2 separate regions of the Homo sapiens genome follow, and region 1 is linked to region 2. Evidence: read pairs that join two places in POLR2A ChIA-PET (ENCODE). Cell type or tissue: endothelial cell of umbilical vein. All regions are shown on one strand.

Region 1 (2,500 bases), 340 kb after region 2:
AGGTGGATCACGAGGTCAGGAGTTCGAGACCAGCCTGGCCAACATGGTAAAACCCCGCCTCTACTAAAAATACAAAAATTAGCTGGGCGTGGTGGCGGGCACCTGTAGTCCCAGCCACTTGGGAGGCTGAGGCAGGAGAATTGCTTGAACGCAGGAGGTGGAGGTTGCGGTGAGCCGAGATCACACCACTGCACTCCAGCCTGGGCAACAGAGCAAGACTCTGTCAAAAAAAAAAAAAAAAAAAGTGGTGGCAGGCTGGGGTTGGTGGGGAGGGATCCAGAAGTTGTATGGGAAGTGTATTTCCAGGTCAAGGTAGTATGTTTTATTTTGGAAATGTTGAGTTGGAGATGATGACAGGAGTTTAAAATGTAAATGTCTTATAGGCAGCTGAAAATATGAATCTTGAGTTAAAGTAGGGTGACAGAAAAATACCAGTTGGGTGATCTCGAACTCTTTGCCTTAAGGAAAAGGGGTATATGTAGGTGGACAAGCCAGTGACCAATGGCTGTGGTTTGAAAACACAGAGAGTTAACCGCATCATGAAGAGGACTGTCATAGAAGCTTTTTTCTTTTTTTCCTTTGGTAACAGGGTAGGAAGAGAGGATCAGAATAAGTCCTGAAGCTAAGAGAGGAGTTTCCAGAAGTAGAAGTCAACAGTCTCTACTATAGCAGAGAGAAGAACTGAGAAAGAACTTTCTATTTCCCAATCTCTTCTCACATCACCAACAATCCCACTGAATCCCTGAACGGGACGTTACATTTGACATTCTGAGAGATTCTGCTCAAAATGCTTTGGAACCAAACCAAGAAGTTCTTGGCAGCCATCCTGGCCCTTTCCCCTCTTCTGTTAAAAAAAAAAAAAAGAAAGAAAAAGCTATTTTTCTTCAGGAAAAGAATGCAAAGATCTTGTAGACCCAATCAGAGTTAAAATAAAATTTCTGTGTTCTCACTATAATGTGTGCAGTGATGTGTAAATCCTGCTGGCAGATCATATGGGGATTGACATATAAAAAAGGATGTCTTTAAAATCATATAAAAATCTCATTGAACATTGCATGACGTTTGATGGATAAATATGACAATATTTTCCTTACATTGATTTTTCTTGTGCAAAATAAGAGCAGATCATTTCTGAGAATAGTCCCATATCACCTCACCTACTGTGCTGTTCACATAATTGTGTGCGGAGAACTTACACTCCTGGTATGAGTAGCAATTTCGGCAAGTGCTTGCTGCTGTGAATGCTTACAAGCATCTCCATTTGCTATTAGGATTCACATCTTGGCCAGTCATTCCCTCTCTGCGATTTTTTCCATCTCTAATTTTCTCTGCTTCTTATATTACATCTCTCACTCTGGGCACATGGCCACAGAGAGGAAAGAAACACACATTGTTGTTGATTCTGCAGTTCTTGTGATGTCTATTAACTCTGCTGGGGATTTCTCAAGATCATGAACATGGGGTGACTTTTAAAAATGTTTCCTTCCTGACAGGACAAAATGGAGAAGTACCCAGAACTGTGTTTCTGCTTTGCAGCACAAAAACATCCCGGGAGCCAGACAATTCTTTGCTGATCCTCAAAGATAGCAAGTCCAGACCACAGATTTGTGTGTCTCAAATTGCAAAGCATGTTCCTGTGTGTAAACGCTGGGAGACTAAAGCTGGCCTCACAGTGCTGGCTTCACCGTGGGCTGGGAGACCTGGGACGGGCGCGTTATCTGATGTGACTCAAGGTCCGGCCCCCCAACCCCGTGACCCATGCTTGTACATTTCCCACCTGTTCCTTCCGTTCTGGGTTGATCAGTTATCACACACAACCATGAAAAAGAAAGGGACGGTCAGAGCTGCCACAGGGTCGCCACCTATGCAGTGTCAGGCAGCGCGGAGGGTGGGGCTCTCCCATGTGGTCTTGCCGCCAGCTCCGATACCCGGGCCCAGCCCTGCTCCTCTGCTTGTGGGTGACTCAGGCATCCATGAGGAAGCCACAGAGGGAGGCCCACCTGCAGTGTCTCCCTCTCTCTCTTCTGTAATTATTCACGGAGAATACAAAGTGAACGTTTTCTAAGCATTTCTCCAGTTTCTTGCAGTGGTCTTTGAAAGGGGCCAATTAGTCTGGCGTTTCAGATCGGTCAGCTTTGCACTGTTCAATCTTTTCCTGTGTCTGTTGACTTTTACCCCCCTTTTGTGGAGAATGGGGTCGTGCTATGTTGCCCAGGCTGGTCTTGACTTCCTGGGCTCAAGCGATCCTCCTGCCTCTGCCTCCCTAAGTGCTGGGATTACAGGCGTGAGCCACCATCCTGGCTGATTTTCTGTCTGTTGTGATCTTGCTTATTCTTAAAGAAGGGAGTCTGTGCATATCTGATCATGGGGAATTAAGATGTGTCCTTGGCCGGATGCGGTGACTCAAGCCTGTAATCCCAGCACTTTGGGAGGCCGAGGTGGGCGGATCACGAGGTCAAGAGATCGAGACCAGCTGACCAACATGGAGAAAACCCCTCTC
Region 2 (2,500 bases):
CTCTGATTTTTTTGTTATTACTATCTTCCTGTAAAGAGTATTGGGTTTAAGTTAGTCAAGTTACTTGTGGATCTATTTTACACTTTTAAACTTTGTTTTTAAGCTTTGCTAGGACAAGTGTAAAGTTGTCTTCATTCTAGAGCTAGTTAACTTATTTCCAAGGCATGACCCTCTAGGGCCTCCACTGTACATCACAGGTGATCTTGAGGAAACACCTCCCTCCCGGTCAGTTTGATCATCTCCTACCTGCATGAGCTCTGAGCATTGTTCAGCTTACAACTCCCCAGCTGTTTTGGCCTAGCTTTGTGAAGTTTCATTCTGCATATTCATGGCCTGTGCTCATCAAAGACTCAAGAAAACTACCTTGCAAAGTTTTGAAGTTTTTTTTGTTTTATTTTAATGAATCTCTCTTTTCTAGTTCTACCTCCCTGGACTTTGATCTTTGTCTCATCAGTCTAGCAAGGCTGCACCCAAAGTCCAGATATTTTCTCCAGGCAGAAAGCCAGTTTAGTGGTAGGGTTTACTTCATTCATTTCCCTTCTCACAGGGATCACAGTCTTGTGCTGCTTATTGTTTAATATCTAAACACAATGTCATGTATTTTGTCCAGTTTTCTAGTTGTTTCCTGTGGAAGTTAAGTCTGGCCATTATTACTCTCTCATGGCCAGAGCTGGAAGTCTCCAGAAGATAAATGTGATATTTTAAGGCTATGTCCTGGGCCTTCTCTGTTTGCATTTGCTTCCCAAGTAATCTGACCCCAAGGCTTTAAATATAATTTATATGCTGATGATACTCAACTTTATTACTCTAGTTCTTTCCTACAGATTATTCATCTATTTCATCAATCTACTAGTCATATCAACCAATTGTTTCCTAACTTCTCTTCCTAATTCTGTGGCTGCCTGTGTGAAATCCATTGTCCAAATAGAAACCAGAAGTCTTTTTTAGTATTATAAATTATGTCAAATCACAGCCATGCTTAAGACTTCAGTGGCTTTCTGCTGCTTAACTAATATTCAGACTCTTTACCATGGTCTACAAGGTTTCATATGGCATTGACTGCCTCTCTGTCTGACCTCAAAACATTTTTCTCTAGCTCATTCTAACATTTTCCTTTGATACACCAGTCCCTTTCCTGCAGTAGAGTTTGCACTTGCTGTTACCCTGGCCTGAAATGAGCTTCTCTTTGTTCTTTTCAACTGTGACTCATTATAGTCTTTCAAGTGGGGCCTTGGCTTCATTTCCATTTCTAGTAATTGCCATCCCAACTAATGTCAGACATCATCATCTTGGCCATCAGGTTGGAAAATTACAGTTATAGGACATGCTACTATAGCACATACAGGAAACTCTAATATAGTAGTTGTTAGCTTTTCAGCTTCACTTATTACTGTGATTTTATTTAAAGTATATTCATGAATGCACTTAATCTTTTTTTAATATTAGAGACAGGGTCTTGCTCTGTCTCCCAGAATGGAGTGCAGTGGTGCAATCACGGCTCACTGCAGCCTCAACCTCCTGGGCTCAAGCAATCTTCCCGCCTCAGCCTCCTGAATAGCTGGGACTACAGGCATGCTTCACCATATCTGGCTAATTTTTAAATTTTTTGTAGAGACAAGGTCTCGTTATGTTGCCCAGACTGGTCTGGAACTCCTGGGCTTAAGCAATCCTCCCACCTTGACCTCTCAATAGTGCTGGAATTACAGGCGTGAGCCACCATGCCCAGCCACATGTGCTTAATCTTAATCTTTGAGTACCTCTGATAACATCTAGACATTTATGTATCTGTGATACCTAATGTGAGGATTGTTAACCAGTACACCAAAGATCTGTCTTAAATAAGATGTACATTAATATATCTTTATGCTGTCAGTTTACTTTGGTGAGTAGTATAAGAAATTCTCTAGAAGACTTTTGTATTTACCTTGAGGATGCTGTTGTAAATCTTATCTACCACACGGTTTGAGAAGGAACAAATAAGTGAAAACACTTGTAATGCATTATGATAATTCCTGTAATGGAGAGATGAATGTGGGATAGTGGGACCACTAAAGAGGAAATGATTAAGTCTGTCCTAGAACAAAGAAAGATTTCTGAAAAAGTTCGCATGGTGGATAAGACATGAGAACATTTAAAGCAAAATTAACTGTCATGAACATGAGATAGCACAGTGTGTTTGAGACATTACAACTAGTTCTTAGTAACTCAGATGTGAAGGAGGTAAGATTCCAGTCATTCTTGTCCTTAAGCAGATGTCCTTAGTTTTCGAATCTGTGGGATCTTTTCCCCGTTTTCTAGAAAAAGTCTCTCTTTTTTCTGAATAAAGGAATACAATGTCTTAAAGAGATAAAAGTGGAGCTGTTCTTGTGGCCCAAGTCCTCCCTTGTCCTCTTGCTCCTACCCCGCCCTCCACCTCACAAGCAGTTCCTTAGCCACGTGTTTAGAGCCCTAGAATTCTGGGAATATGCTCTGGATCATGATACTAAGGCATTCCTTTAAT

Evidence for each region. Peaks named below come from ENCODE experiments on the same cell type or tissue, not always from the same donor. Only the 100,000 strongest peaks of a DNase experiment are listed, where the experiment ranks them.
Region 1: POLR2A ChIA-PET joins it to region 2 with 12 read pairs; 2 of 35 experiments call an interaction of 5 or more read pairs at or near these places.

What each region holds. Positions count from the first base shown.
Region 1 is chr4:169,079,451-169,081,950 of GRCh38, reverse strand. No RefSeq gene overlaps it. Among named protein-coding and RNA genes, the nearest start is that of CBR4-DT, 70 kb to the right of the region's middle. RefSeq lists a silencer at 1,852-1,911. In endothelial cell of umbilical vein, no CTCF peak of the experiment used is centred here; DNase peaks (open chromatin) are centred at 800 and 1,470; H3K27ac peaks cover 1,154 bases.
Region 2 is chr4:169,415,850-169,418,349 of GRCh38, reverse strand. All of the region lies in intron 31 of NEK1 (NIMA related kinase 1), which reads left to right. Among named protein-coding and RNA genes, the nearest start is that of SH3RF1, 150 kb to the right of the region's middle. RefSeq lists an enhancer at 1,140-1,219. In endothelial cell of umbilical vein, no CTCF peak of the experiment used is centred here; DNase peaks (open chromatin) are centred at 549 and 1,199.